2 separate regions of the Mus musculus genome follow, and region 2 is linked to region 1. The links are chromatin loops, found by intact Hi-C in ENCODE. Cell type or tissue: left cerebral cortex. All regions are shown on one strand. Links, peaks and the distances in the headings refer to the core of each region. The heading gives the core; the rest is flanking DNA.

Region 1 (17,087 bases), core at 4,951-12,950:
CTTTAAGTACAACACATACACACACTCACATACACACACACATACACACACACACACAAACACACACACACACACACACACACACACACACACACAATGAGATCTGGAGAAATAGCAAGAGCAAAATAAAGTTCTTCTTGGTTAGGTCAGTTCCACTTTGACAGACTCCTTTGCAATAGCTTACTAATGGTGAAGATTTTTGCACCTAGGGTACCAGAATCTTCACTGTAACAGAGAAAAAACAGTGAAATATTGAATTCTTTTCTTTTTCTACAGTGCCTCCAAAACCATTATATCTGCAGAATTCACCTTCATCCCATATTCCCCAAGTCCCCAGGCATAAAGCTTTACCTAGTGCAAAGCCAAGGATGGAGGAGTCTAATCCGGCCCCTACTTCTTGTACCTCAAAAGGGAAGCATAGTAAGGTATCGGATCTCATCAGCCACTTTGAAGGAGGCAGGTAAGAGTTACTATGTATGGGAGAAGGTGGGAGGAGGATGTTTGGAAGCCATAGTATCCTACAGTTACATTTTAAAGATAAATTATTTGGTCTTGCCTAGTAGACATTAGCATTTGCTATGTATGGATATGCCGTTTCTTATTTCCTGTGTGTGTGTGTGTGTGTGTGTGTGTGTGTGTGTGTGTGTGTGTCAGTCTGGGTTACTGCTGTCAACATGCTGCTGTCCAGGACAATGGGCTTGTCAGGAAGGCTGTGTGCCATCCCTATCTCTGTTTTCCTCACTCTCTGAGGGCCTGACTCCTGGGGCTTCTTGCCCTCCTAAGCCTCTCTAGTATTTCTGACCCTTTTCATATAATGAGAGGCCCCGATAACAGGTTAGTCTGTTTCCCTTTTCCTGTTATTACCTCATGGTAAGTTACAAAGAGATATCATTACAACACACAAAACTCATAGTAAATACCCATTTTATTCTCAGAAAGAGAATTTTATATTCTTTAGTTCTAATGTGTAGGCAAATGTGTTTTCTTATGTAGCTATAAAAATGGTTTAATATACAGAAATCCATCAACATAATCCACTATATAAACAAACTCAAAGACAAAATCCACATGATCATCTTGTTAGATGCAGAGAAAGCATTTGACAAAATCCAACACCCTTTCATGATAAAAGTCTTGGAAAGATTAGGAATTCGAGGCCCATACCTAAACATGATAAAAGCAATCTACAGCAAACCAGTAGCCAACATCAAAGTAAATGGTGAGAAGCTGGAAGCAATCCCACTAAAATCAGGGACTAGACAAGGCTGCCCACTTTCTCCATACCTATTCAACATAGTATTTGAAGTCCTAGCCAGAACAATTTGACAACAAAAGGTGATCAAGGGGATACAAATTGGAAAGGAAGAAGTCAAAATATCAATTTTTGCAGATGATATGATAGTATATATAAGTGACCCCAAAAATTCCACTAGAGAACTCCTAAACCTGATAAACAGCTTCAATGAAGTAGCTGGATATAAAATTAACTTAAACAAGTCAATGGCCTTTCTCTACGCAAAGGATAAACAGGCTGAGAAAGAAATTAGGGAAACAACACCCTTTACAATAGTCACAAATAATATAAAATACCTTGGTGTGACTCTAAGAAAGTGAAAGATATGTATGATAAGAACTTCAAGTTCTCTGAAGAAAGAAATTAAAGATCTCAGAAGATGGAAAGATCTCCCATGCTCATGGATTGGCAGGATCAATATAGTAAAAATGGCTATCTTGCCAAAAGCAATCTACAGATTCAATGCAATCCCCATCAAAATTCCAACTCAATTCTTCAACGATTAGAAAGGGCAATCTGCAAATTCATCTGGAATAACAAAAAACCTAGGATAGCAAAAACTCTTCTCAAGGATAAAAGAACCTCTGGTGGAATCACCATGCCTGACCTAAAGCTGTACTACAGAGCAATTGTGATAAAAACTGCATGGTACAAGTATAGCGACAGACAAGTAGACCAATGGAATAGAATTGAAGACCCAGAAATGAACCCACACACCTAAGGCCACTTGATCTTCGACAAGGGAGCTAAAACCATCCAGTGGAAAAAAGACAGCATTTTCAAGAAATGGTGCTCGCACAAATGGTAGTTATCATGTAGAAGAATGTGAATTGATCCATTCCTATCTCCTTGTACTAAGGTCAAATCTAAGTGGATCAAGGAACCCCATATAAAACCAGAGACAGTGAAACTTATAGAGGAGAAAGTGGGGAAAAGCCTCGAAGATATGGGCACAGGGGAAATATTCCTGAATAGAACAGCAATGGCTTGTGCTGTAAGATCGAGAATCGACAAATGGGACCTCATAAAATTGCAAAGCTTCTGTAAGGCAAAAGACACTGGTCAATAAGACAAAAAGGCCACCAACAGATTGGGAAAGGATCTTTACCTATCCTAAATCAGATAGGGGACTAATATCCAATATATATAAAGAACTCAAGAAGGTGGACTCCAGAAAATCAAATAACCCCATTAAAAAATGGGGCTCAGAGCTAAACAAAGAATTCTCATCTGAGGAATAACAAATGGCTGAGAAGCACCTGAAAAAATGTTTAGCATCCTTAATCATCACGGAAATGCAAATCAAAACAACCCTGAGATTCCACCTCACACCAGTCAGAATGGCTAAGATCAAAAATTCAGGTGACAGCAGATGCTGGTGAGAATGTAGAGAAAGAGGAACACTCTTCCATTGTTGGTGGGATTGTAAGCTTGTACAACCACTCTGGAAATCAGTCTGGCGGTTCCTCAGACAACTGGACATAGTACTACTGGAGGATCCTGCAATACCTCTCTCTCCTGGGCATATATCCAGAAGATGTCCCAACCGGTAAGAAGGACACATGCTCCACCATGTTCATAGCAGCCTTATTTATAATAGCCAGAAGCTGGAAAGAACCCAGATGTCCCTCAACAGAGGAATGGATACAGAAAATGTGGTACATTTACACAATGGAGTACTACTCAGCTATTAAAAAGAATGAATTTATGAAATTCCTAGGCAAATGGATGGACCTGGAGGGTATCATCCTGAGTGAGGTAACCCAATCACAAAAGAACTCACATGATATGTACTCACTGATAAGTGGACATTAGCCCAGAAACTTAGAATACCCAATATACAAGATACAATTTGTAAAACACATGAAACTCAAGAAGAACAAAGACCAAAGTGTGGACACTTTGCCCCTTCTTAGAATTGGGAACAAAACACCCATGGAAGGAGTTACTGAGACAAAGTTTGGAGCTGAGATGAAAGGATGGACCATCTAGAGACTGCCATACCCCGGGATCCATCCCACAATCAGCCTCCAAATGCTGACACCATTGCATACACTAACAAGATATTGCTGAAAGGACCCAGATAGAGCTGTCTCTTGTGAGGCTATGCCGGGGCCTAGCAAACACAGAAGTGGATGCTCACAGTCAGCTATTGGATGGATCACAGGGCCCCCTGTGGAGCTAGGGAAATTACCCAAGGAGCTAAAGGGGTCTGCAACCCTATAGGTGGAACAACAATATGAACTAACCAGTACCCCCCAGAGCTTGTGTCTCTAGCTGCATATGTATCAGAAGATGGCCTAGTCGGCATCATTGGAAAGAGAGGCCCATTGGTCTTGCAAACTTTATATGCCTCAGTCCAGGAGAACACCAGGGCCAAGAAGTAGAAGCGGGTGGGTAGGAGAGTGGTGGGGGGAGGTTATGGGGGACTTTTGTGATAGCATTGGAAATGTAAGTGAAGAAAATACCTAATTAAAAAAAAAACAAAACAAATCCTTATAAGTTCCATTCTTTTTTACTTATACTATCTAAATTGTTTTATCTTAGGAAAAAGATTTTGTTTATGTTACTAGAAATATAAACAAAATGTATATAATTTTACTTACCTACACACAAAGCCAAACATTTTCATTCATTGCAACGTAATATTGACAGATAATTTCCCATTACACAAATCTTTTAAAGAATTATTCCTTTTACTATTTGATATCTGTGGGTGTTTTGTGTGTGCCATTACATGAGCTTTTAAATGTTATTATTATGTATGTAATGACACCTTAGCTCAGGAATATTTGGGGGATGTCCTGGGAAGCATAACAAGCACGAAACTACAGTGTCCCTCATTCAAAATTTAAAAATGTAAGGATATACCATCTAGGGGGCATAGGCACATACTCACAGTACTCAGGGGACCAAAGCAGAGAGGTTCAAGAGTTTGAGGCGAGCTTGAGCCCCATTGTAAGACTCCTCAAAACAAAACAAGAAACTGAAATGCAATGTACTTAGAAAATATGCTTACTATAATACTGTTACAAATTTTGGAGAAATATGTTTAAAAGCTGTATTTAATTCCTGGGCACTTATATGATCTTCTGTAAATCTCAAAGTCCTCAGAAGGGAATTTGTAATGCCTTTGGGAGCTGAAATTATAGCAATATTTAAAACAATGTCTAAATTTCATTCAGTTTTTTTCTTCTCAGAGTTAATTGATTCAAAAACAGAAAAGAGAGCCTTCCAGTTTCCAGATTCTGTAGTCACCGCCATGAGAACATGAGGAGGTGGGAACCTGAGCCTGGTCTCAGTGCTGTCATGCCAGGGCCTGGGGAGACCTCAAAGGAGTCCATATTCTAAAGGCTGAGGTCTCTACTAGTTTTGTGGCCCAAATGCAAATTGTTTGAGTTTATCTCTCCGGGGGAAATGTGTACAGTTTTGTCCTTAATGTAAGGAAGGGCGTGCTATAATTCACGGTTTGTGTTTGGGCAAGCGTTTGCAAGGATTGTGCTTGTGGTGGAATCTATTGTAAGAACAACACTATTGGTCTGCTGTCATCCAGGCAGTACCTGTATTGTGGTGTTCAAATCCACCTGGAAAGATCAAAGACTTAGACTCAATTCAAATTTAGATTAAATGAAGTTATTTTTACTGCTTGCAGATGGCAGCCTTAGAGCCAAACAGCATGCCCTATGGAAGGGAGTGTGTGTGTTTAAGGTGGGGTTTTTAAATGAACAGCAGAAAGGTGTGTATTACAACTATGCCTGGAATCCACAGCTGGCCAGGAAAATTGTTTTACTTCCCTCAGTTTCTTATCTTTCCTTTATATAGTAATAAAAGTCCACTTCGTCCCTTTCTCATAGAGATAAGCAGGTTTTATAGAAGCAAAGGTAGCTGTTAATACCTCATAGCTTCTTGTCCTGTTCTTGTCTCACATGCTGGCCACTATGATTTCCCAGGCATTCCAGAGCAATAGGTCAATTGCCTTTATGGGATGCCTGGCTACATATATTTTCTTTACTCATAACAGGGACCTGCATAAATTATTAGCCATGTCTGAACATTTTAATGACTGGGATAGAGCAACTCATTTCTGAGCAGGCAAAGACGTCGTAAGGTTCTATTGTCCTGTTAGTACTATCAAGACTACATAGGATATCAACAGTAGTAAGGGCTTTCAAGATAAATAAAAGAAGATTAGAGAAGGTGGTAGAGTGTGATGCTTAAATAGACCAACCAAGAAAAGCCTCTCAAAAGACCTGAATGACAGAGGGGGAAGATTATGCTGGGCAGAGAAGAGCAGGGCTACTGACCCTAACATGCACACAAATGGAAAACTACAGGAATATGCAAGACTACAGTAAGGGGAAAGATAGTCCCAGGAGGTGGGAGATGGAGGAGCTGGGGAAGGTAGATTCTTTCTGATGTCCTGGAGACATTAGTAAAGTCTTGCATGTATGAGGATCTGATTTGTGAAGACAAGATTGGAGAGATCAAGAGCAAAATTCAAGCGAACCCTTAGCGATCTGTTAGCAGCTACTGCAGCATTTATAATAAAGGTTTTTTTTTCTTTTTAATGTTCCTACTTTTCAAATAAAACTAACTTGGTTTTATAGCTTGTTTATAAGCTAGAAACTCATGCTTGTTTTAAAAATGATTAAAAATTAAAGATCTTGGAAAAAGATAATCTCATTGAACGCAGATATTTCTTTCATCGCTATCTTTACTGAATAACTTGTATTAGTAAGAAGCTCATGGAAACACGCCAGCTAGGAAAAGCTCAGGCTCATCCATCTGGTTTTGGTTTGAGCTTAGCCTTTGGCAGCTGAACCATCTCTCCAACCTTCACCCTCTCTATGCTTGTTTAAATATGGCTTGTGTGCCAAGAATCTGCTTCTAAAACCATCATGTAGAAATGACGTCCCTTTTCACCTGGAATTGACTTGTCTTCATTCTAAAACTTTTCATCCTGATGTTTCTTTTTGTATTTTATCTTACAGTGTTTTGTCAAGTTACATTGATTTGCAGAAAGATTCTACTATGAACCTCAATATTCCTCAAACTCTAGGACAGCCTGGGTTAACCTCCTCACCTCCACGAAAATTTCTGCCCCAGCACTCTCCACAGAAGCAGGAAAACGACCCAGATCAGACTCAGGGGCAACATGGTTGTTTGGCCAATGGTGTAGTGGCTGCACAAAACCAGATGGAATGTGAAGATGAGAAGGAGACTACTCTTAGCCCAGAGATGGCTATTCAGACTGCTGCCGCCTCTCCTGATACACATGTGCTGAATGGAGAAAGAAATGAAACCATCACAGATTCTGCATCATCCATAGCCAATAGTCATGATGAAAATGCTTCTGACAGCAGCTGCAGGACTCCAGGGACGGACTTAGGGCTTCCCTCAAAAGAAGGGGAGCCAGGGATGGACGCTGAGCTCCAAGAGAGGGAAAATGGGGTGAACACCATGGGATTGGATACGTTGGACCAGCACCATGAAGTGAAGGTAAACTGTAAACCATCTCAGTGCAGGGCAAGCACTACCTAGCGCTTCACAGCACCCATGAGATGAATGACTCAGGTTACTCATGCCAGCAGAGAAACCATTTGCAAGCTTGGAGGCTAATGGGTTTTACTGCCTCTTAAAGGTGCTTCCTTTTTTCTTCTTACGTAGCTTCTTTTGATTATTTTGTTGTGATGGTTGTATTGTAGAAAAACCATAGCAACTGTGTTGTGTTGGAAGGCAGATGCTCTTTGTGGCTCTAGATGTTGCTTCTGTGGACCAGTTTTGTTTCCCTAGGGCAACAAATCACAAGTCTCCATAGGAATAAGCAGGAGCTACTAACTGCCACGCCCAGGGGTATTACTCTAGACAGGGTGGAACTGTAGGAACCTGGACCAGCACCCTGAGATGGAAGTGAAGCTGAGGCTTGGCCCACTACAGGCTGTGCACTGCCACATGCATTGCTCTTCCAAATGGTTTCTTAGCCTTTGTGCAATGGATAGCTCAGCTTTTTGGGGAGGCATAGTAAAGCTGAGTTCACATAAAACAGAAAAATTTGCTAGATGTATTTTGTCATACTGTTTATAAAATCTTCTTAAGATGACAAAATAAAATATTATTCAAACAGAACCAAAAACTCTTGAGACTATTTCTGGCCCATCTGTTAACTCACAGATATTTTTTACATGACTCTAACCAAAGGTTGCTTTGATCTTGTTTACATCAGCATCTTACTCTGGGGTTTTAATAGCATGGCTATCATGCCATACCTTAGATTTCTTGGTGTCATGTCAGTTTCATTCTGGATTTCCCTAATCTTTAACATGCTGTGTATATCTCTGAAACCATCCTTGAGATTTCTATTGCTCATTCTTTGTCATTGATTATACTAAATAAAATTACAACTTGGACAATTGTAGGAACATCAGCAAATGAAAAAATTCAAATCTTAAATCTATTTACGATAATTTACAGTTCTTTCCTGAGCATAGTCAGACAATCATAAGTGAAGGACAGATTCTAAAATATTAACGTGACTGACTGGTGGTTATATTAAGAACTTTAGCTGAAGGGCAATCAACAGAGATTATAATTTTAAGCAAATGGGAGAGAGAAAGTGACTCATGCCTCACCACGTTGTCTGGAGCAGCAAAGAAACAGCGCTCTGAAGGGAATCTCCTTGTGCCTCAACAGCTCAATAAAGCTCACTGCTTCCATCCTTACCTGTGGTGAAGGGAAGAGACACATAGGAGTGAGGCTCAGTGGTGTACCATGAGACAGTACCCCCAGCGAGCTTCTGCGGCACCACAGGCGCTGGTCCTATTAAAGGGCATTAGATGGTGGTTCCTGTGGCCACTGGCTAGTCCTCTTTCCACATTTTGTTATTTGTTGTATCTACTGTTAGATGAATCGTACGTGACTCGAGAAAGATGTAACACAGTTTTCTTTTTCTTTCTTTTTTATTGAAAATGGATATTTTTCATATAATATATTCTGATTATTCTGTACCTCACAGATCATCCCTATTTCCCCAATCCAGCCAAATTCATGCCCTTTTCCTCTTTCTCACCAGAATAGTAACAGGCATATAGAATAATAAGATAAAATAAAAACAAATAGAGCAGTGTAGGACAAAACAAACTTCTACTGTTAAGCTAATTAAGCATAGAGTACTACAGGGCCTTGACCGCATAATCAGTGTATGCTGTGTAGGGATGAGCTGTTGATCCAAACAAGATCCAACGTAAGCGTGGCGGTAGTATGCTGCCTGTGCTTTCGGCAGCTTGCCACATTGTGTTTCTTATCTCAAAATGCAATATATTAATGGTATAGGGGTAGTATGCTTTCTTAACTGTATTTTATCACAATTAGGAGTAAAAAAGTTCCTTTTAAAAAATATTAGTAGGATATTGTATACTAACCAGTTGGGGCCAGTCTATATGGAAAGGTATAATAGTTCAGAATTGTAATTTTATTAAAATATGCCATCAGTCATTATTATTGGTAATTGATAACTGACTTAAAAGAGTCTTTATGATTGCTACAAGCTGTGTTACTGATTTGACAGTATATTTTGAGCAAAAAATGACAACTATAAAATACTTTATTTTTGCCTTGTACTTGTATCTTGTACTCCTTAGGCTGCCCAGGTTAGCCTCAAACTCACTCTTATACCTCAGCCTACGGAGTGCTGGCATTACAAACATGTAGTACCTACCATATTCAACATGAAGAAATGCTAATAATTTGCAATATAGCCACACCCCTCAAAGTGAATATCTTTCAAACCTCAAAACTAAAAAATGAAAATAAGTTTAAATCATAAACATTTTGTTACATCTTTAGTTACTAGGCAATACTCTGAAGAAAGAAATGCTCTGAATAACTCCGAGAAAAGACAAACACAATATATTTGAGGGAAAATCTACTAATATAACCCTATAGAGTTTACCCTGTGCTCATGGAACTATAGAGAGATTTTCATTCACATGATTTTGTATCCGTTAACGTATATGTGCTTATAACATGTATCTATTAAAGCGTATGTACTTAAGGAATGGTAACTATTCCTAATACATTAGTTCTAAAATATAAACACATAGCTTTTGTCCCATGACAGAGAATGCTTAATTTAGTTTAAGCATTTGTGAAAATGAGACTTCTCATGCCAGACAGGAGTTAGAGTAGGGTTGCCTAAATGTCCATGAGTCCCGTTCTTTGTGTGTAAGACAAGAGAGCACACTAACGATCTGATATGCGACTTCCAGTCTCTCTTGTTCTGCGGTACTCATCCTGTGGGATGTGCTGTTTTGTTTTTAGTGTGTATGTAAATTCTAAATCAGAGGTGGGATTGGGTTGGGGACATAGTTCAGTTAGTACACAGCTAGTTCTAGCATGCAGTATTGTTAGAATATTAACTATAGAATTAAGGCATGACACACAAGCCAGATTTTCAGAATACAGACCAAATATAATGTCAGAATATCACTATAGTTTAACTTAAAATTGCCCTAGAGCCACATTTACATTTTGATGTCTGGCAAAGGCACTAAAACTGTGGCATCCAAACTGTGAAGCACCTTATGAATTAGAGAACACAATGTTTATTTCCTAAGTTGATGCCAATTTTTATGAGGGAACAGGCCTCAAGAAATACTGGGTGATATGTATACAAAGCCACTTCTGCTTTTGATGTGGAAGAATATTAGCAATGAACAATATGGATATAAATATCCTAGAATGGAGAATCATTTCACTTGTCCCCATAAAAGCCTAATGGTTTATATATATCTTTAACAGACACATTTTAAGTAAGCCCAAACAAGCTTTTGGGAGATAGGAGAAACTGCAATATATTTATAATTTCTGAATAATGATCAAAGGTTTTTTTTCCTGCTTAAAATGAATTGAAATCACATGTACTGAAGAGTTACACAGTGTAATTTCAGCAGCTCGCCTATTAAATACATATTAAAATTCACCATAGCTACAGACACTCTGTTGAGACAGTTTTATCAGCAAGTAATCTGTACCTCTCCAGTCTGTGCTCTTTGCTTATATCAAAGTCTGGGATTTTGCATAAATATATAAGAAGAAACTATTAAACTACGTAACAAATTATTACATAAAATCCTTTATGAGTAGAATTGATTAGTAACTGTGTGAACCAGCTGCCTTCAGCTCAGTATTTTTGTTATGTGTACAAGGCCTGCAAAGCAAAAATAAAACTTGTTCCTGTTTCATAGTTAAAAGGATAAGTCAAGAGCTAGACGTGGTAGCACGAGCCTTTAATTCCAGTCAGGGGCAGGCAGATATGTGTGAGTTAACAGCCAACTGTGGACTCAGTCTCAAGAAAACAAAGATGAGTGAAATTATGGAAAAATATCACTATATTTGACATGTGACATAAAATCTGCAACTACTAAATGTTAGCATCTCTTTGGAGTAACTCAAACCAATGCTCCAAAAGTCTGTAATTCCTCATCTGCACCACAAGATGCCTAGCAACTGTTCTGAGAATGCATATGAGTATGTGACTACACTGGATGCCAGTGAGCTCCCTTCTTCCATGTGTGTGAGCTTTGACAGGGCCTGGCACCTAATGTGGGCAATGGCTGTGTAAGAGCCTTTGCTGAGTGCTGCTGAGTGCACTGTTGGGTTCTGCAGAGTATAACCATAGAATTGGCCAAGTTCAGCTTAGGAACTTCTTGTCAGCAAAACATTGCTTCTTCTAAGCATCCTTCTTAAGATCCCATAGATCTGTGACCTCAGTGATGACCTCACTGTATGTCAGTAAAAAAGTGTGACCTGTCTGAGTATTTTATAGCCCATGAAAAGTTCTTTGTTATAGAAAAAAAAAAAAAAAAATCTGCTGAATTACTAATGTCAGGGACTGGGAGAAATGGCTTAGTGGATAAAACACTGCCTGCTGAGCAGGCAGAGGGCCTAGGGTTCAGATTCCGCAGAAGCCAGGAGTGGATGTGGTGACCGCCTATAATCCCACACTTAGGCACATAGATGGTGGGTCCCCAGAGCAAGCTGGCTGCAGAAGCCCTGTCATGTATTCTAGGTTTGATTGGGGAAAGGACTGAGAAAGATTCCCAGCATTTACCTCAAGCCTTCACACACATTTATAGACTCTCACACATGTACTACAAACACGTGAAAAGAAGTAAAAAAGATTGTAATATTTAGATGTAAACCATATAAAAGAATGTAAATCAAAGGTACAGCATCACTGTGAGATAAAATTAAGAACTTCTAATACAAGAAATAATGTGAATGTGTCACAAAGGAACCTCGGTGATTCCCCTTCATCTGATGCTCTAGAGAAGCACAGATCTGTGGTATCAGGAGCCGGACAAAGAGTCTAGAAGTAGAGAGGAGTTTAGCAGCCGGAGCAAAAGTAGAATCTAGGAATGATGGGAATATCTGAGCCTTGTTTGTGGTGGTGTTTGCAGGCTTATATGAATTTCTCTAAATTTCAAAAGGGTGTATTTTACTCTCAGAAGACGGAGCCCCTGTAGCTCCTCCTGAGTGACGTGTTAATGCAGGCCAGCATTTCTTGTGGATATAGAAGATAGTGCATTTCCATTTCTTCCTCTAAAGCGTATTCCTATGTACAAAAGCAAAGTTTTAGAGAGGTTCCTCGTGTAGCAATATGTAAGGTAAGTCACCGTGAAAAGATATTGGACTCAGAGGATATAGAAACTCTTGATTGGTGTGAGTTTGAAATAAGAGTTGGAAAACACTGTAGCAGTAAGGAAAACTTGGTTTTTTTTTTTATTTTATCTTTGAGATTATAATGAAGTTATATACTCCCTTCCCTCCCTCCTCACCTTTTCATATACCCCGCCCCACGTTCCTTCAAATCATGTTCTTTCAAATTCATGGTCTGTTTTTCACTAATTGTCATTTTCTGTGTGCATGTATGTATGTCTGTGGGTGTTGTGTATTCTTTGTTCATTCCTTTTAACTTTTTTAGGCATGACCATTCATAGGACTTGGTTGTCCAAATTTTATGGACTATAGACAGATAGATGAAATGGGATAGTACCAGGATGGGAGAGTTTATAGTTTGATCTTCAGGCAGAGGCTCTTGAAAAACAGCACTCTGACATCTTGTCAAAGTCATTATAATTACAAACAGTAGTTACATGGAAGCTAGCTACTAGTTGTATCAGCAATCTTTTATTGAATTCTGGGATTCTTATTGAAGCACTCTAGTTGATTAAAGGAGTTAGAAATCTAACAAGAAAAAAATCCTATTATCATGAAAAAAGGTTATACAAAATGACAGTTAAATAAATGTACCTATTTAAGGAGCAAACAGTAAGATTAGATTTAATTATAGATTAGATGAGGCCTGGATTACTGCCATACTTTAATCTCAGCATTTGGGAAGTAGAGACAGGCAGATCTCTGTGAGTTCAAGGTCAGCCTAATCTACAAAGCTAGGTAGTTCTAGGCCAGTCGGGACAGCACAATGATGCCCTGTCCCAAAAGATAAAAAAAAGTATGAGAGAGGTGAGAGGAGGCATAGCTGGAAGAAGATTGGGATAAATTGATAGTCGTACCTTACTATTGGGCACATGCTAATGCATTTTGCTGTTTTCTCTCTTAATATTTATTATCCTATATTTCACAATGTATTTTTAAAGGCAAAATGTTTGCTCTTTAATCCCAGCACTTGGGAGGCAGAGGCAGGTGAATTTCTGAGTTCAAGGCCAGCCTGGTCTACAGAGTAAGTTTCAGGACAGCCAGGGCTATACAGAGAAACTCTGTCTCAGAAAAAAAAAAAAGAGTTAGTAAATAAGACAGTGTGGTACTATATGTAAAAAGAAGGTAAGAGCAAATGAAGTATAGTGCTGGGTACCAAGAAAGACAACATTCTGAGAAAAGGGTAAACAGTAATGTTACCAGGCACAGACTGTACAGCTCTGATCACCCAGCTTCATGGTCCTGAAACATTTGGGAAAATCCTCTTAGATTGAGCTTTCTGATTAAGTGTTTGTTACTTAAGAAAAATATCTAAGCTGCCTTTTCTTATATGCAAATATATGTTTGATTTTTTTTTAGGAGACTAATGAACAGAAACTTCACAAAATAGCCACTGAACTTTTACTTACAGAAAGAGCTTATGTCAGCCGGCTCGACCTCCTAGATCAGGTAACGTTTTGCTGCCATTCATCGTTCGGCCCTAGGTATGGAAGCATTTCAGGAGCTGCAGTGCAAGCCTGGGTGGTTGGGATAGTAAAATTTACTTGCTTTAAGGAAATGTTCACAGCCTCACTGATAAATTTGCTGAATATAAGATGTTTGCAACTCCTAAGAGTGTAGGTTTCTATGTAAAAGTCTCAGCACAGCTGTGTTCCATAATGTCAAACATTCTTCTTATTTCTTGATGATTTCCTGTGCTCTTGGAAGGCATGTGAACTATTAAAATCTAAACAGGCTGGCTTACTTTGGTGACTCTGTCTTGTTTGATGTGTTGCACTGTGTCATGCCACGGGGCTTTGAGAGATCACTTGTTTAGCCTTGTATGGAACCTGGCTTCGTCATCCAGACAGTATATATTGTATACATGGTTCCACTGTATCACATTTTGTATTTTAATTGTGGTGCAGCCTTGAGCCTGGTCTCATCCAGACACTTTCAGAGTTCATGGGATCACTTAGAAATGCACTGAGTTCCTACACTGCTGCAAAGAGGAAGCTGCCATGTTTCAATGTTTGTTGTGAGTCTCGTTCTAGTTTGGCCTCTGGTAAATTGAGATTTCATGGAAACACATGGTCCTAGACACATCTTATTTTGGTTCCCAGGGTCAACCCTACACTGGTTGTATGGATTTTGTGAAACCAATTTAAAGTTTGTAATCTGTGCAACAGTGAAGTTGTAGTTCAGATTCTCTGTGTCAAGGAACTTTACCATGAAATAAAGTCAATCACTGTGGAGAAACACAGTCTTGGAATGTGAAGATGTTCCTATAGTGAAAAGAGGTCTTTTCTTATAGGCAAGTTGTTTCTTTCCTCCTCCTCTTCCTCCTCCTCCTCCTCCTCCTCCTCCTCCCCCACTTCCCACCTTTCTCCATCTCTATCTCTCTCTATCTTTCTATCTCTCTCCCTCTGTCTCCTCCCCCCTCTGGTGCCAAATTGATTTGACTACTTTTTTTATGTTTTAGATGTTTTAGTGTGTTAATTAGTACAGTGCACCATCTGTCAGAATCTTTAAGGATATAATTTTGTATGGCCTCCCAGTAGTAAAGTGCAGTTAGGTAAATTTAGAAAATTAATAGTCCTTTGGACATGGAGAAGGAACAGATTTCTGCCTGATTTTAATAAAATGGCAGTTAGGAATTGTAGCCCGAGCAGAGTATAGCCAAGAATTCAGGATGTTTGCTTTTGCCACTTATCTCTGTGGTACATGTTACAGGTGCAGAGGATCCCCGAACACACAATGCATTCACATAGTCAGGTATTATTATTTATTAAAAAGCAAATGAAAATCTGAGAACTAAAGGGGTTTGTTGGTTTTGTCCACTCATTGTCTCTGTTCTATGGGAACTAAGTTAGCGACTCCCCTTTCAAGATACATACAGTATCTATAGGTCTATGGGAGACAGCAGCAGACTTCTCCACCTCCGTTACCATCTGTTGCTGTGATGCAAAGCCTGAGAAGGACAACTTAACTTGACTAACAGTTTAAGACAAGGATACAGTCCATCATGGCAGGAAGGTCAAGAGGGCAGGATCTTGATGAAACACGTCACATTGTATTCATAGTCAAGAAGCAAAGAGCAACTAGAGTGTTGTTCTGCTCTGCATTCCTTCTCTGCTGATTCCAAGATCCCAGCCAAGGAGTGCTGCTACCCATGTGGGCAGGTTTCCCATCTCTGCCAATGCAATTAAGATAATTGCCCACAGAGGTGCCCAGAGGCCTATGTCCCAGGTGATTCCTTGACAATTAACACTGAACAGTACTCACAGGGAGAGCCATTTATAATAGCTATAGACATCATTCAAAACACAGTAAGTGAAAAACATCACACTGTATACATAATGAAATCTTTTCATAACCCTTAATTATAGCCATAAATGAAAATGTAAATCCTTCCGCATCAATTGAAAATTATCTGCACAGAAACACTTTATTAACTATCTACTTAAACATTCTGGAAGGAAAGGGTAAATAAATTTCATACAGGTAGGGGCATAGTTTTAGTTATAAATAAATCTTCCAAACCCTCATTTAAAATTCTTCAAAATCAAAACATATAGTTCTTCCTACATTTCACAGAATCATTGATTCTCTAAGCCGTAAGTTTCCCCATTTACTCATCAAGCTAATGTTTCCAGCTCAGGGCAGGCCAGCATGGTGAAAACTGGTTAGCCCACAAATATAAAGTGACATTTGCTTTATTCTTTCATTCAGGTATTTTATTGCAAACTATTAGAAGAAGCAAACCGAGGCTCATTTCCTGCAGAGATGGTGAATAAAATCTTTTCTAACATTTCATCAATAAATGCCTTCCATAGTAAATTCCTATTACCTGAGCTGGAGAAACGAATGCAAGAATGGTAAGACGGGAGAAATGGGACTTCTGTGCCTAAGATGTACATATAGGACGGTGCTTCTTAACTTTTAAAGAACAGCTGTACTTCACACCACAGCTATACTAACTATAGTTCCAAAGTTTTACATAAAAGCAACTGGTAGGTGTGGGACTGCATGTTCATGTTTTGCCCCAGATGAAATTTGCTTCTGTGCTCTAAATGGAGCTCTGACTAGTGAAGACCAAACTCAGGCATGATCAGCAACTCCAGGAGGTCTATAGGCTCTTTCTGCAGTTTCTTAGCTAACTCTTTTTTTTTTTTTTTTTTTTTTAAAGATTTATTTATTTATTATATGTAAATACACTGTAGCTGTCTTCAGACACACCAGAAGAGGGAGTCAGATCTTGTTACGGATGGTTGTGAGCCACCATGTGGTTGCTGGGATTTGAACTCTGGACCTTCGGAAGAACAGTCGGGTGCTCTTACCCACTGAGCCATCTCACCAGCCCTTAGCTAACTCTTGAAAGCTGTCTCCTGCACGTGTTAGAGCAGTGGATCTGATAGAGCAGATGGTGTGGAGTGGTACTCTATTTTCCAGCCTACAGATCTCCTTATTCTGTAAGAAATCTTAATGATATTTTTTATATTTAATACAGGGAAACTACACCCAGAATTGGAGATATCCTGCAAAAGTTGGCGCCATTCCTTAAGATGTATGGAGAATACGTGAAGGGATTTGATAATGCAGTGGAACTGGTTAAAACCATGACAGAGCGTGTTCCCCAGTTTAAATCAGTGACTGAAGAGATTCAGGTAATAGGACACTTTTTTTTCCTGGTCACAAGTTATTTTTTTCTGACAAGTTTCTATGTTCTTCAAGATCTAAAATTGAGATATAAGTATTTAGTATTTTTCTAAGAAATTTAGCTGAAATCTAACCTACTAAATTCTGCAAAGATAGTATCTAAAGTTAAGGCAGTAAATTGTGAAGCACACTTCATATACTAAGTGGTAGAAAATGCTCAATGTGCATTGCCTTTCAATGTCCTTTTTTTTAATCTGCTCAAAACCCTAAGAAATTTTATTTATTTATTTATTTATTTTATTGGTTAATTTATTTACTTACATTTCAAATTTTATTGCCCTTCCCAGTTTCCCCTCCACAAAACCTATCCCATCCACCTTGCCCCCTGCTTCTATGAGGGTGCTCCACTGTCGCATCCACCCCAACCAGCAGGAAAGAC
Region 2 (17,087 bases), core at 5,524-13,523, 100 kb before region 1:
CATCTTGTTTTCTTCCCAGAAATGTGTTCTACTGGATTTAGCACTCATAGTCCAGACTGTAATTCCAGAGGTGGAAGTATGTATGGAGGCCCAGTTCAAGAAGTTTTAGAGAGAACAGTGTTTCTGTTGGTAGTGTGTGCCATTTTGGCAAAGAAAAGAATCTGTCTGTTTTTTGCCCTTGTCCTAAGAATTTACCCAAGGCTGAATTAAAAAGTAAGGGGTATCCAAAAACAAAACAAAACAAAACAAAACAAAACAAAACAACAAAAGAGCAGGGTGTGGTGGCTCACACCTTTAACCCCAGCACTTGGGAGGCAAAGGCAGGTGAATTTCTGAGTTCCAGGCCAGCCTGGTCTACAGAGTGAGTTCCAGGACAGCCAGGGCTATACAGAGAAACCTTGTCTCGAAAAGCCAAAACCAAAAAAAAAAAAAAAAAAAAAAAAAAAAAAGTAAGGGACAGGATTTTGGCAGAGAAAAAATTTAAGACTGTAAATAATGTTGAGCCTATAAAATGCTTATGCAGTTCTATAGAGCTCTTATGCAGCTCTACAGAGAAGAGCAAATGGGACTAAAAGAAATACAAAATATACAGTTTGGAGAAAAAAAAGAATGTTAAGAAGATTAATGCCTGTGGTGGTTTGAATATGTCCCAGGGAGTGGCACCATTAGAAGGTGTGGTCTTGTTGGAGTAGGTGTGGTCTTGTTGGAGGAAGTGTGCCACTGTGGGGGAGGGCTTTGAGACCCCCCCTAGCTGCCTGAGGAGTCAGTCAGTCTTCTAGCTGCCTTCTGAACAAGATGTAGCTCCTCAGCTCCTCCAGTGCCATGCCTTTCTGGACACTGCCATGCTCTCGCCTTGATGGTAATGGACTGAACCTCTGAACCTAGAAGCCAGTCCCAATTAAATGCTGTCCTTTATAAGAGTTGCCTTGGTCATTGTGTCTCTTCACAGCAATGAAACCCTAAAAAAAAAAAAAAAAAAATGCCACTAAGTGGCTATTTCCTCCTATGTACTAGAACATTGGGAAGGGTGCCTTCAGGGTAAGATCCCCTCCTGGCTAAGTTTACAACTTGTGAAAGAAGAAAGCCTAAGAGGTGGCTCATTTCTAGAAAGCAATTGCTTTAACATACAAAAACTGCTGCTAATGGAGTCAAAGAGTCTGAGAGTCCATCCTAAGTTTGCAGCCAAATTTGGCAGGATTGTTTATGTGTAACTGGCTTTGAAGGCATGAAAGATGCAAGAGAAAAGGACCTGATGGATATTTCCTGACAATTTTAGAGAGATGCTGAAGCAAGACAATACATTGCTGTGTAGTTCCTGTAAAGCAGTAGAGGCCATTGCATGAAACTGAAAGGTAAACATTTTGATGGCACCCCAAAATGTTAGATATGCCAGAGCCATAAGACTTCTGCCAGGGAGAGCTGTAGACTTGGAATAGAACCAGCCCAGGAAAGAATGTATGTTGTAGTCAAGAAAGCTGAAGGGGTGAAGCATATGAGCTGTGACACTGGGTATGGAGTTATAAGACCAATGTTTGCCCAGTTCAATTTTGGTTTTCCCACAGTCCAGTCTTTCCTCAATATGCCCTCCTTCTTCTATATTGGAATACAAGTGTACATTCTGTGTCATTATGTTTGTAATATATAATTTTTTTTATTTTACTGGAGGCTGTCTAGTAGTCTTGAAATGGTGTAGTCTAGGGGTCTTGATCAGGTTCATTTTCTCTGCCAGTTAAAAGCAGAGAATTAAAAGGCAGGAAATGTCTATAATATAAGTGGTAGCAGCAGAGAAATCACAAGCACTGCAGACAGAATCAGAGTTAAAGAATGTGTTTCCTGGGTGTGAGGAGACATATAAATGCAGCAATCACACAGAGAAAAGACCCTCTTCAAGGCAGAGTGGGGATTTGGAAAACTGACAGTCCAGTCTCTTTTACAGGCTTGGGGGGTTTCAAAGGCTCTGAAGAATTTTCTCTCCTATGTCAGGGTTGCTCTGTTTAGACACAGACTGGATGCTTGATTGGTCTGCAACTATGTGTGATATGTCTCAAACTGGCCTTGAGCCACAGGGGGCCTGCTTGTGGGAAACAAAAGCTGCTAGGCTCTTGTTTCAAGCCAGGAGGTCATCTTGTAAATTTACCACCCTTATTCCTTAGCCAGGCCTTTCCATGTGTCTTCCTACCAAGGAGTCTGTCTAACTCCTGGTTTCTCAGCCTTAGATCTCAAAAGAGACTTTGAACATTTGAACAGTATTAAGACTGTTAAAATTGTGGGACTTTTGAAGTTGGATTAAATAAGATAGCCATGAAACTATGGGAACCAGAGAATGAATGGGTGATTTGAAGGAGAAACATCCTTGTAGGCTCTGGTATTTGAACACTTGACATCCAGTTGGTGGGAATGTTTGGGAGTTTATTGACCCCTTAGGAGGTGCAGCCATGTTGTAAGTAATATAACAGTAGAGTCAAGCTTTGACAGTTTACAGATTTGACAGACTATCTGCTTCCTGGGTATGGATATGTACATTTCAGCTCTCTTCCTGTTTGGATGTATGCAGTGATGGACTTTTCTGGAGTAGTAAGTCAAAATAAACTCTTCAGCAAGTTGTTCTTGGAATTTTATCACAGCATGAAAAGTACAATGGCCAAAGAATATATAATGATCCAAAAATTTAGGTGACAGCAGATGCTGGTAAGGATGTGGAGAAAGAGGAACACTCCTCCACTGCTGGTGGGATTGCAAGCTTGTACAACCACTCTGGAAGTCAGTCTGGAGGTTCCTCAGAAAATTGGACATAATACTATGGGAAGATCCAGCAATACCTCTCCTGGACATATACCCAGAAGAAGTTCCAACTGGTAATAAGAACACATGCTCCACTATGTTCATAGCAGCCTTATTTATAATAGCCAGAAGCTGGAAAGAACCCAGATGTCCCTCAACAGAAGAATGGATACAGAAAATGTGGTACATTTACACAGTGGAGTACTACTCAGCTATTAAAAACAATAAATTTATTAAATTCTTGGACAAATGGATGTATTTGGAGGATATCATCCTTAGTGAGGTAACCCAATCACAAAAGAAGTCATTAGATATGCACTCACTAATAAGTGGATATTAGCCCAGAAACATAGAACACCCGAGATACAATTTGCAAAGCACAAGAAAATCAAGAAGAGGGAAGACCAATGAATAGGTAGATACTTCATTCCTCCTTAGAATAGGGAACAAAATACCCATGAAAGGAGTTACAGAGACAAAGTTTGGAGCTAAGACGAAAGGATGGACTATCCAGAGACTACCCCACCCGGGAATCCATCCCATAATCAGCCACCAAACCCAGACACTATTGTACATGCCAGAAAGATTTTGTTTAAGGGACCCTGTTATAGCTGTCTCTTGTGAGGCTATGCCAGTGCCTGGCAAATACAGAAGTGGATGCTCACAGTCATCTATAAGACAGAACACGGGGCCCGCAATGGAGAAGCTAGAGAAAGCACCCAAGGAGCTCAAGAGGTCTGCAACCCTATAGGTGGAACAACAATATGAACTAACCAGTACCCCCAGAGCTCGTGTCTCTAGCTGCATATGTATCAGAAGATGGCCTAGTCGGCCAACACTGGGAAGAGAGGGCCCTTGGTATTGCAAACTTTATATTCCCCAGTACAGGGGAATGCCAGGGCCAAGAAGCGGGAGTGGGTGGGTAGGGGAACAGGGTGGAGGGAGGGTATAAGAAACTTTCGGGGTAGCATTTGAAATGTATATTAAGAAAATATCTAATAAAAAAATATAATTATCCTTCCTTAGCATGTCATCTGGACTTTGTACTTTGGGCAAACTTTTTGCTATTCTTGGGTGATTTCCAATTGGAATATTTGCCCTCGTCATAGATCTTTTCTGCATTGCTGTTGTGCTTAGACCTACCATACCCTTTAATCTATGCTGATGATAATTTATATCCCATGTGTGTGCAGTGAGCTCAACTGACCTTACACTTCTGACCTGGCATTTACTCTCCGTTTTGTAGCCCTCCTCCTAATCTGGAGCACAGTGAGCAGTCTTAGCCAGCATGGGGCTTCTTCTCTCCAGTTTATGTTTTTGACACCTTTCTTGAGTTTTAGGCTACTATAGTTATATGGCTCTGTTTTTCTCCATTAATCTACATGTCAGTTTTGTGCCTGATTACTCCCTTGGTAAAGGTAATTCTTGGGGTTTTGTTTTTGTTTTGATGCTATTAATGAGATTTTTTTCCTTAATTTCTCTCTCTGCAAGTGGTTTGTACTGTAAGATCAAGAATTAACAAACGGGACCTCATAAAATTGCAAAGCTTCTATAAGGCAAAGGACATTGTCAATAAGACAAAATGGCAACCAACAGATTGGGAAAAGATTTTTACCAATCCTAAATCCGATAGTTGACTAATATCCAATATATACAAAGAAGTCAAGACGTTAGACTCCAGAGAATGAAACAACCCTATTAAAAAATGGGCTACAGAGCTAAACAAAGAATTCTCAACTGAGAAATACCAAATGGCTGAGAAGCACCTAAAAAGATGTTCAACATCCTTAGTTATCAGGGAAATGGAAATGAAAACAACCCTGAGATTCCACCTCACTCCAGTCAGAATGGCTAAGATCAAAAACTCAGGTGACAGCTGATGCTGGCATAGATGTGGAGGAAGAGGAACTCTCCTCCGTTGGTGGTGGGATTGCAAGCTAGTACAACCACTCTGGAGATCAATTTGGCAGTTCCTCAGAAAATTGGACATAGTACTACTGGAAGATCCAGCAATATCCCTCTGGGGCATATGCCCAGAAGTTGCTGCAACATGTAATAAGGATACATGCTCCACTATATTCATAGCAGCCTCTTTTACAATAGTCAGGAGCTGTAAAGAACCCAGATGTTCTTCAACAGAGGAATGGATACAGAAAATGTGGTAAATTTACATAATGGAGTACTACTCAGGTATTAAAAATGATGAATTCATGAATTTCTTAGACAAATGAATGGATGTGGAGAATATCATCCTGAGTGAGGTAACCCAATCACTAAAGGACACACTTTATATGCACTCACTGATAAGTAGATATTAGCCCAGAAACTAGGAACACCCAAGATACAATTTGTAAAACACATGAAACTCAAGAAGGAAGACTAAAGTGTGGATACTTTGTTTCTTCTTAGAAGGGGGAACACAATACCCATGGAAGTAGTTACAGAGGCAAAGTGTGAAGCAGAGACTGAAGGAATGACCACCCAGAGACTGCCCCACCTGGGGATCCATTCCATAAACAACCACCAAAACCAGACACGATTATGGATTTCAACAAGAACTTGCTGACAGGAGCCTGATATAGTTGTCTCCTGAGAGGCTCTGCAAGTGCCTGACCAATACGGAAGTGGATGCTCACAGCCATCCATTGGACGGAGCACAGGGTCCCCAATGAAGGATCTAGAGAAAGTATCCAAGGAGCTGAAGGGGTTTGCAACTCCATAGGAGGAACAGCAATATGAACTAACCAGTATCTCCCAAGCTCCCTGGGATTAAACCACGAACCAAAGAAAACACTTGGTGGGACTCGTGGTTCTAGCTGCATATATAGCAGAGGATGGCCTAGTTGGTCATCAGTGGGAGGAGAGACCCTTGGTCCTGTGAAGGTCATATGCCCCAGTATAGGGGACTGCCAGTTCTAAGAATCAGGAGTGGGTGGGTTGGTGAGTAGGGGAGGGGGAAAGGGATAGGAGGTTTTTGGAGGGTAAACTAGGAATGGGGATAACATTTGAAATGTGAATAAAGAAAATATCTAATACAAAAAAAAGGTCATTGAGGTGGGCAGCTAGCTCCAGATACCAGCATTCCCACTTCAGAAATTCATTCTTACAATTCTATTTTTCTAGAACTGCTTTGCTGACAGTTTATAGCATATGGGGGGGGTCTCTAGAGGAAGATAACCAATAAAGCAAATATATATCCAAGAAGATTTGATTGTTTTAATATGATACAGGCTGGACTGTCTAATATTGGCTGTGTTTATACTAGAGATGCTAAGAATCTGGTATCTGCTCAGTCCACAAAACGTCTCTCAGGAATGTCAATCTGATGACAAAGCCTGGAGGATTCCTGAAGGCCACTGTGCTTCCGTCCATGTTGGATGGCTGTAGTACTTGAAATGAGGATGAGTCTCATAGGCTCATATATTTTAATGCTTAGCCACTAGAGAGTAAAACTGTTTGAGAAGAATTAGAAGGATTAGGAGGTGTGGCCTTGTTAAAGCAGGTGAGGCCTTGTTGGCAGAACTGGGTTGCTTGGAGTGGGATTTGTGGTTTCAAAAGCTCACATTAGGTCCAGCGTCTCTGTCTTTATATCTCTGTCTCTCTCTCTCTCCCTCTTTCTGTTTTTCTGTTTCTCTCTGTCTGTGTGTCTGTGTTTCTCTCTTTCTGTCTACTGCCTGCAGATGAGGCTGTAAAGCTCTCAGCCACTGCTCTAGCACCATGCCTGTGAGCTTTCTGCCATGATGATGACCTGTAACAGTGTTATTTATCAAGGCTCTAGTTAAATGCTTTGCTTCATAAGAGTTGCTTTCCTCACTGTGTCTCTTCCCACCAATGGACCCGTGACTAAGACAGTCACCTAAGAAGTTGGTTTTCACTACCAGCTGCAGCAACTGTACAGTGTGAGCAAGACCAAGGATGAACTCAAGATCAGGGTAAATGAACTCACTAGTGAGACAGAGGCAGGCAGGCAGGCAGGCAGGCAGGCAGGCAAAGCATCCTCTTGTATACGGATTGTCTCCTCCAACCCTGCCCTCAAATACAGCTCCCATGTAAGATGACTCTTCCCTACATGTGAATATAGAGCAAGTTAATATATTGTATAATATTATTATAACATAATATAACAATACAGTTCATATAATAAGAAAGTGCCTCATAAACTCAGGTTAACCTAAAATAGATAGTTGCTCACAAGTAGGTCCAAAGGCCTGTCTTTTTTGCTAATTTTAAATACTGTTATTGGAATTACCCATCACACTTCCCAAGATTAGAATATATTACAAAGTCAATATTTCAGTGTAGGTCTTGTATGTTAGCTCTTTTTCATGATATATTTCTCAGATATATTAACAATGGTATTTGAAAATGCTAGTGACTAAGGTAAAGAAAACGACTGATTTTCTCTAATAAAATAACTTAAATTTTTATCATTATCATTATTGTTGAGTTTTAACATATGATTAATTGATTCTACACAAGAATCTAATGAATGTACTAGTACATATTATTTGTTCCTATGTCTGGGGTTAATAAGTTACTCATCATATTTAATATATTAATATTCCTATATTTGTTTTTGTTAGTACAATATTCAGATATAAAAAGTATTTTGGGGGAGTTAGTTTTGAACCAAATGCAAGTAGGATAACATATAAATGTTCAAGTAGCTAAAATGGCTCTTCAGTTGTGATGGAATGTGCCTGTAATCTCAGCTCTTAGAAGTCTGAGACAGAATTTTTACAGAGCATGGAGAAACTCCATTAAAAACAAAACAAAACAAACAAACAAAACAGAAAACCTGGCAAAGCTCTAAGAGCACTGTGTCTTTTTAAAGTGGATGTGTGTTCACATCATTTATAAACTGTGCTTTGTAATTGTTACTTTCTCATTGTAAAGCTTTAACTGTAGCCTTCTAAATTGTAATGCTGTTTTGGTTTATGGATATCAAATAATTTATACCAAGTTATCAGTGAGGTGTTAAATAACTGTGGTAGCAAAATATGGTGCCTTAAGGAGCCACCAGTGCTTATGCCAAGGTTTGCCATTTGGGTGCCATCAACTACAGATGTATTGTGATTTGGACACCTATTGTCTACTGCAGTTAGCAATTTTTCTTTTCTACTTTATCCTAATAGTATCTTTGTCTGGCTATCCATCGTAAACAGCAGATGCCTGTAATATGTAATCATCTTTATAGTTGGGTAGTAACATTAATGTTTAAAGTTATTTTGCACTAATATAAAATTTGACACAAAAATAAGAAAAATAATCCTGACTTCTCTTTGAATATAGCTAACCACACTTATAAATATTGACATCTTCATTCTCTGCCTTCAGGCAGTTAGCTTTCATTACCCGGTCATCTACTTGCTAAGGTTCGTGAGCCTTTTCTGCCACTGTATTCTAATGTGCTCCTATACATTAGCATTTGCTTTCTCTATTTTTCTTTCAGGAGGCAGTACTATATTCATTTACTTAAAATTAAACTCGAACCATGCATGGTTGTATACTCCTTTAATCCAGCACTCTGAGAGACAGAAGCAGAAGGATTGCTATGAATTTGAGGCTAGACTGAACTTCATATCAAGTTTCAGTCCTAAAAACAAAAACCTTTGATTTTTATCTAAGTTTCCAGATGTTAGTAAAAATAAAGAAAATTCTAGACTAGTATTAATGCAAAAATGTTTTGAATCTTCTCATTTACCCTCATCTTGGTAAGAAATCTGGTGACAGTAAGGGAGAAAATGCTACCAACATGTCCAAGAAGTACTAGTAATGGTGGATTGTGTTATCCTGATGTTGTACTCAATGAAGGTATTCTTCAGAGGCTCTGTGGAGTTATATCACAGGTGACTCAGGCAGTGGCAATCTGTACAAGATATCTGCTGTGAGGTGGTATCTTATGTACATGGTAGGGAATCTGCATTTATGAAATCTCAACAGTATGGTTGTCTGTACAACAGTAAGACCTGTAAATGGCAACACCAGTTGCCATGTCAATGTATACCGGTAGAAATCTCACAAGTCCCAATCCCTAGATAAAAACCTGTGGGCAACTAATGACTTGTTGAGAGACTGACATCATTCTTCTCAAGGGATGAACCCCTGATAGGTTTTTCAATTCCAAGTGATCAGACCTAAATGCATATACATTTTAGCAATACTAAATGACCTCAGGAAGTTGTTTTTGTAAGTTTACATGTATAATGTATTATATTACATGTAATATATATTATGTATATACACATTATAATTGAAGATATGGGGGCATGGATTTGAGCAGGAATAGGATGGCATGGGAGGAGTTGGAGGGAGGGAAGGGAGGGAAAATAATATAGAATACTCACATATAAACTTCTCAAAAAAGAAAGAAGCTATATTCAACTTGACATTTTAGTGACAATGGTTATTAGAAGTTTGAATAATTTTAAAAAGGGGCAATGGAGATGGCTCAGTGGGTAAGCATACTTGTTGTGCAAGTATAAAGTCTTAGAGTTACAATTCCCAGCACCCAAATAAGAAGCTGGGTATGGAGGACCATTGCAGCTGGCTGACCACCAGTCAGCCTCATCCTTAGTGTGAGGCTCTGTCCCTAGGAAATAATGTGGAGAATGATTGAGTTGGGCACCTGATGCCTCTGCTGGCCCTGAGTCTGCATACAAGCATGTTTACCTGCAAACCATGTGAATGCACAAAACCACAGACATACATTATAAATACAGACTAAATATTTTAAAACTATTTTCTGGATCTTTACCTAAACCAGGGCACTTCTTGTGCTAAGATAGTATTAAAGGGAAGTTTTGACACTCTTTGGGCAGTGAACTCCAAGACACATGAAGTAGTGATGAATATTGTAAAGGGATCCTGAGCATGACCTGGTTCCACTACTGCACAGGTCATGTGTTAATTCAAGCCCTCCCCAGCCCCAGAGTTATTCAGCAGAACAGCTTTGAGTCCATTGCTAGATGAAGCCACTTTCTGCTTTCAGGTTTCTTTAAAATCCTATGCACAGTGTATTTTACCATTTTTTAGTGGATGCTTCTGAATTGGAGGATTATATAGAAATGAAGTTTGTCTTCATGCAAACAAGCTTTGGAAAGATGAAGGACAAGTCCTTGTGTTTGGGCTCTGCCCTCCTTGGCTCTGGAATGCAAAGCTGATAGTAAATGTCTGTTAACAGAAGGCAGTATTTGATCTTCAGGTCTGTGAATCCTCTTGCCACCAGGTGGCAGTGGAGAGGTGACCTTCAGGCTAAGGAAGCCTGTCAGTGGCTATCAGGGTCTAGGAGGTAGAGTCACAGAACTGCATATGCAGTTAGCATTGCAATGCCTTAGCATGTGGTGCCATTTATTTGCTATTCTAAATCTCCTTGTGAAATGTGTTACTTGGGCCTTATCACTTAAAAAGCATGAATGTTAACTGTGGAAACTTGTAAATTCAAAGGAAGTCCACATGACAGGGAAGGTATCTCAGTCAGCACAGTGCTCGCCCTGCAGCACTTCAGTTCCTGGACTGACGGTTTTGGTTTGGTTTTGTGCCAGGTATTAGATGCAGGCAGATCTCTGGTGCTTGCTGACCGGCCAACCTAGCCTGCAGCCTGATTTGCGTATTAACAAGAAAACTTTTCTCAACACAAACAACAGACAAAAATGTTGAGACACAACTGATGTGAGGTTGTCCTCTGCATCCCACATGCACCTGCACATGCATGTACCTTCACCCACACCTGCACACACACACACACACACACACACACACACAGTCCTTGACAATCTTGTTGCTTGGTTTCTAGTTCATTCCAGTAGCTGTTGTCGTGCTGTTGCTCATGAGTTGTTATCTATGGAGAGGGGTTAGTGACTAGAACATGTTCTAGATCTGATTGCCCATAGTCCTTCACATAGGCTCTATATGGCTCAAGCCAGATCAACAAGTCAATATGTGTTGATAACTATACTCTCCAGTTCTCTAAATGTCAGAAAATAGGCTTTCTTACCGCACCATTCAATGTCATAGGAGCTATTGCACTAGGCTGTGTGTATTAAATAGGAGCCATATATGGAATATGTAGATGCTTTCCTTTCGTACCTGCCTACCCTTTTCCTAGTCATTCTTTTTTTTATAACTGTACTTATTTTAGTGATCTGTGTTTACAACCAAATCAAGATGAAAAACTTTTAAGATGAAAGCTTTTTAAAGCTGTCTTCCTTTTGTTTGTCATGGCAATAGATGTTTTTGCAGTAGTATAACTATAAAAATTGAATATACAATGCTTTTCTACTTGGTTGTATGAGAGCAGGCAGTCCCTTTAGAAGTAGCTTTGAAGCATTGTTCCCATAGTCTAATAGGAAGCTGTGTGTACTTGTGTTTCTAAATGTAAGTATCCTGTGAACTTCTGTATCTGCAGTAAATATATCTATTCTGTGTACCTGTGTCCAAACAAAGCAATATGAGACAAATAAGCAAGCAAGCAAACAAACCCTCCAAAAATACCATTAAATTCCTTTTGTTTTTGCTTTTTATATGCTGGATTGGGAACTAGCAGTGTAAGATTTGCAGCAGCCCTGGACTGGATGTTGGTAAAACACAGATCCCAGCAGGACTGCTAGGGATAACCATCAGTGCTAGACAAGTTGCCCCCAGTAGGGAGCTGCTATAGCAGGCTCTGCTGGGCCTTAATGCCTGAGGAGCCTTCTAGTGCTTCCTTCCCTACCCCTCCCTCCCTCCCTCCTCCTCTTCCTCCCCCCCTCTCTCTCCCCCCCCCTCCCGGCTTCCTCCCTCCCCTCCCCACTCCCTCCTTCCTTTCTTCCTTCCTTTCTTTCTTTCTTTCTTTCTTTCTTTCTTTCTTTCTTTCTTTCTTTCAAGAGTTTAAGAAGGATTGGTTTCAAAGTCTGCTAATATTCTGCTGGAAATCTGTCTGCACCTGTTTGTTTGGTTGGTTTTGAGTTGGCAGGATTTTTATTGCTGTCTTACTCTCCCTCTGTGCTGTGTCTCTGCTTAGATTGTTGGACTCTTCTTGATTTAACTTTGGCAGTTTGGATGAGTCAAGGAACTCATCCATCTCTTAGATTTTCCAACTTAATGAAGTACATGTTTTCAAAGTATCCCCTTATACCATTCTGTATTTCTTGGTGTGTGTTGCTTTCCTGTTCGTTTCTGATTATGTTAATTGGGTTTCTCTATTTACTTGGTTAGTTGGGCTAAGGATCTATTGGTCTTATTTGTCTTCTCAGAGAATAAGCTTTTCGATCATTGTTTTTTTTTTTTTTTGTATTGTTTTCATTTCTATGTCATTAATCACTGCTTTTATTTCTATTTTTTTTTCTTTTCTTTCTTTTTTTTTGCCATCTACTGTGTTTGGAATTGGCTTGTTCTATTACAGAATTTTTGTTTTGTTTTTTTCTCATTATTATTATTGTTATTGTTGTTACTTTAAATGTAGGCACTTAGAACTGTAGATTTCTATCTTAGACCTGTTTTTATGTGTAGTAGGAATTACATTGGTCTAACAAAGTGATACTAGTAGATTTTTTTCTAAGATCTGTCACCTCACTAACCCTGCGAAGCTGGCTAATATTTCTAGTCCCATACATGATTTGCCTCCTATTGAGTAGGACTTAAGCTTAATTGGATAGTTGTTACAATCAGCATGTGAGTGTCCCTTATTGTACCTTTGTGGTTATTTAGCCATGCTGATCAGTGTTTTGGTTCATAGGTATTGAGTCTGGATAATTGCTTCCCTCCTGTGGCTGCTTGTATAATATTTTCTGGAACCATGGAAACAAGACTGAAGGAAGAACATTTTCAAGTTGGATTCAGCTCATATAATCTGACTCCAGTATCTTAAGTGTGTAGTGTCTTAAGAAATACGGGCCCACCCTTAACCTCTAAAGGTAATCAAGGGCAATGGCAATTGTCTATATTATTTCAGAAATTACTTAGACTACCCTAGCCAACCATTTGAGAAGACACTTCTTGTACTGGTACTATGGCTTTTGTTAGTATAGTTTCTGTGAAGAGTATTGTAAGCTCAGAGGCATACACACATATAAATGTGTGTATATGTGTGTGTGTATATGTGTGTGTATTAATAAATTTTCCTTTATCAAACAACCCCAGCCTTTTGTTAATAATTTATGTATTTACTTTACATTCTGATCACAGCTTTCCCTCCCTCTTCTCTTTCAAATCCTTCCCTCTCAACTTACCTCCCACCCATCCACTCCTCCTCATCTCCTTAGAAAAGGGGAGGCCTACCATGGATGTCAGCCCTCCTTGGCTTATCAAATTGCAGTAGAGCTAGGCCCATCTTCTGCTATTGAGGCTAGACAAGGCAGCCCAGTTAGGCAAAGACCCCAAAGGCAGGCAACAGAGTCAGAGACAACCCCTGCTGCTGCTTTAGGAGTCCCACACAAAGACTGAGCTGCACAACTGTTACATGTCTGCACAGGGTTTAGGTCTGTCCTGTGCATGCTCTCTGGCTGGCAGTTCAGTCTCTGTGGTCCCCTAATGGCCCAGGTTAGTTGATTCTGAAGGTTTTCTTGTGGTGTCCTTGACCTCTCTGGCTCCTTCAACCCTTCCTTTCCTTCTTCCTCTTGTGGGTCTCTGCATCAGTTTCCATCAGTTGCTGGATGAAACCTCTCTGATGAGACTTATGCTAGGCTCCTGTCTGCAAGTATATCAGAATATCATAAATGGTTTTAGGGGTAGGCTCCCTCTCATGTTATGGGTCTCAAATTGGACCAGACATTGGTTAGCCTTTCCCTCAATTTCTGTGCCATCTTTATCACTGTGTATCTTATAATCAGGACAAGTTGTGGGTCTTAAGGTTTTGTGGCTGGGTTGGTGTCTCAGTCCCTTCACTGGAAGTCTTCCCAGGTTACAGGAGATGGCCGGTTTAGGTTCCATTTCCTCTACTGCTAGGAATTTTAGCTAGGGTTACTCTTAGATTCATGGGAGTTTCCACTGTCCTAGGTTTCTAGCTCTTCCCAGAGATGCCTCCTCACCCCAAATTCCAGTTGTCTCTCCCAGTATTCTCTTCTTCAGTTCTTCCTCCACTTGATACCTCCTGTTTCCATCCCTACTTCTCCCCTACACAATCCCCTCTCTTCATCCATCCCCCATGTCTATTCTATTTCCCCTTCTCAGTGAGATTCAAGTGTTCTTGCCACGGGCCCTACTAGTTACTTAGCTTTGTTGAGTCTGTGGATTGTAGCATGGATATTTTGGACTTTGTGGCTGATATCCACTTATCAGTGAGTGCATACCATGTTTGTTTTTCTAGGTCTGGGTTTCCTCACTCAATATAATATTCTCTAGTTCCATTCATTTGCCAGCAAATTTCATAATGTCATTGTTTTTAATAGCTGAATAATAAAATGTGGAAATATACCACATTTTCTTTATATAGTCTTCATTTGGAGGATATCTAGGTTGTTTCTAGTTTTTGGCTATTAGTTTTTTGGCTATTATGAGTAAATAGGCTATGAACATAGTTGAGTAGGTGTCTGCGTGGTATAATAGGGCATGTTTTGGGTATATACTGAGGAGTGTTATAGCTGGGTTTTGAGGTAGAACTATTCCCAGTTTCCTAAGAAACTGCCACATTGATTTCCAAAGTGGTTGTCCAAGTTTGCACTCCACCAGCAATGGAGGAGTGTTCCCCATGTTCTCTGTCCTCACCAGCATGTACTGTCACTTAAGGTTTTAATCTTAACCATTCTAAGCAGTGTAAGATGTCTGGGTTTTGCCTGTTTGGTTTTTTATTTGTTTTGTCATTGTTGTTGGTGTTTTGGGTTTTATTGGGGGGGGGGCTTCTATTTCCATTTTCAGGTCTTGAACAGTTTTATTCACCTCCTTCACCTGTTTAACTATATTTCCTGGATTTTTAAAGGGCATTTATTAATTTTCTCTTTAAAGATCTCTCTCTTCTTTCAAGATTGCTTTTAAGATCATTTTCTTGTGCTTTGGTTGTGTTTGGATACCCAGGGCCTGATGTAGTAGGATAGCTTTGCTCTGAAGGTGCCATATTGCCCTGGGTCCTGATTATGTTCTTACGCTGGCCTTTAGCCTTCTAATTGTCCTTGGGTATTCCTAGTGTAGCAGGTCTTGGGAAAGTAGACCTAACCTGTATGTTTCTGGTGCAGGAGGCCTCTGATGTTCAGTCTTGAGCTGGACTATGGTGCTCAGGGGGCAGTGTATGTTCAGGGCAGCTGGCCATCTACTCCTGAGCACCTGGAGGGCAGGGGCTTGGGGCAGGGGAAGGGTTTAACCTGGATGTTACTGGTTAAAATGTGTAGAGTAGTGGCTGGACAATGGAGCTTAGGGGACAGGGGGACATCAGGCAGTTCAGGGTAGCTGGGAATGTCTCAGGGGATTTGTAAGGCAGGGGATTGGGGCAGAAGACATCTAACCTGGAATTTCCTGGTACAGCAGGCCTGATGAAGGTGACAGGAGTGGTGCAGTGTATCTCTTGTATGCAGCAGAATGAAGGATCCTGCTTTCACATCCATTCTGTTACCCTATGTCTTTTTTATTGGGGAATTTAGTCCGTTGATGTTGAGAGATGTTAAAGACCAATATTTGTTAATTCTTGTTATTTTGATGCTTCCCTTATGTGGAATTCTCTTGTGTTTCACTTGTGTGGAATTATTTATTTCCTGTGTTTTCTTGGGTGTTTAACTTCCTTGAGTAGTAGTTTTCCTTTTAATATCCTCTGTAGCGCTGCTAGATTTGCAGATAGATATTGTTTAAATTTGTTTTTGTCATGGAGTATCTTGATTTTTCTTTCTATGGTGATTGAAAGTTTTTTCTGGGTTTAGAAGTCTGGACTGGCATTTGTGATTTCTTAGGGACTGTAAGGCATCTGCCCAAGCCCTTCTGGCTTTTAGAGTTTCTGTTGATGAGTGTAATTTTGATAGTTCTGCCTTTGTATGTTACTTGGTCTTTTCCCCTTTTAGCTTTTAATATCTACTTGCTCTGTTCATTTAGTGCTTTGATTATTAAGTGGCAGAACAGTTTTCTTTTCTGATCCACTCTATTTGGTGTTTTCTTTTTTTAGGTTAAGGAATTTTTCTTCTATGACATTATTGAAAATATTTTCTGAACCTTTGAGCTGGGAATCTTGTCTTCCTTGTATTCCTATTATTCTTAGTTTTGGTCTTTTCATAGTGCCCAGATTTAGTAGATGTTTTATGTCAGTAAAGTTTTAGATTTAACATTTTCTTTCACTGATGTACCCATTTCTTCTGCTATAGCTTCAATACCTGAGATTCTCCCCCATTTCTTGTATTCTGTCGGTGAAGCTTGCCTCTGCAGTTCCCGTTCAGCTTCCTATGTTTTGCATTTTTAGAATTCCTTCAGTTTGTGTTTTCTTTATTGCTTCTATTTCCATTTTCAGATTCTGAACAATTTTATTCATTTCCTTCACCTGTTTGATTGTATTTCCCTGTATTTCTTCAAGGGGTTTATTTCTTTCTTCCTTAAGGAAGAAAAGGTGAATGGTAGATGCCTCTATCATCTTTTAAGACTAGTTTTAAGGTAATTTTCTTGTGTTTCAGTTGTGTCAGGATACACAGGGTTTGATGTAGTAGGATAGCTGGGCTCTGGTGGTGCCATATTACTCTGGCTGTTGTTGATTATGTTCTTATGGTGGCCTCTGGACATCTAGGTTTTGTGGTTATTATAGGTTTAGGTGCTGAATTCTAAGTTCATCTTTAATGGATGGGGGTGGGGGTTTTATGTGTTTTCCTTTCATTTTTGTTTCCTCTCAGTCTTTGACCTGAGTGGTTTGGGGTTCTGATCACCAGTGCACTTACATGTCTAGTAGGATGTCTTCCCTGGGGTTTTGTATCCTGCGTAGCCTCTGAGTTTTGGGGTGCTAATGGTGCCTCTGGGGTCCCTAGTACTAGTGTGGCCTAGGGTTCCTGGTGCCAGAGTGGCCTCCTGGAAAGCAGGCAGGGACCTGGAGTGAGAAATGGAGTGTGGGGCACAGTTCATCACTGGAAACAATCCTAGTTTTATTTATCATTTGTCTCTCCTTTTATTTCTATATTGACTCCCCTTCTCCCTTTCCGTTGGAGACCTACTTCTCCCATTTTTCTGTTTCTCTGCTTCATATCTCCTGTACTTCATAAAATGGAGGAGGAGTGGATCTGAGGAAGAAGGAAGATGGAGTAAAACTAGAAGTGAAAGAGAAACTGGTCAGGATGCATGTATAAGAGAAGAATTTAAAAAAGAAAGAAAGAAAAAAATCATGAATTTTGCAGGTAAACCAATTGTTCCAGAAAAGATCATATGGAGTGAGA

The links. Peaks named below come from ENCODE experiments on the same cell type or tissue, not always from the same donor. Only the 100,000 strongest peaks of a DNase experiment are listed, where the experiment ranks them.
Region 2: it touches region 1 in a loop (2.1-fold over the local background); 4 of 42 quality-filtered maps call a loop at or near these places.

What each region holds. Positions count from the first base shown.
Region 1 is chr16:16,473,796-16,490,882 of GRCm38, reverse strand. Fgd4 (FYVE, RhoGEF and PH domain containing 4) reads left to right here. Exons shown (of 17, transcript NM_001301817.1): 3 at 277-460; 4 at 6,286-6,793; 5 at 13,370-13,459; 6 at 15,722-15,867; 7 at 16,500-16,656. Among named protein-coding and RNA genes, the nearest start is that of Fgd4, 120 kb to the left of the region's middle. In left cerebral cortex, for the core only: no CTCF peak of the experiment used is centred there; a DNase peak (open chromatin) is centred at 7,985.
Region 2 is chr16:16,577,773-16,594,859 of GRCm38, reverse strand. All of the region lies in intron 1 of Fgd4 (FYVE, RhoGEF and PH domain containing 4), which reads left to right. Among named protein-coding and RNA genes, the nearest start is that of Fgd4, 14 kb to the left of the region's middle. In left cerebral cortex, for the core only: a CTCF peak has its summit at 10,007 (motif pointing right); a DNase peak (open chromatin) is centred at 10,016.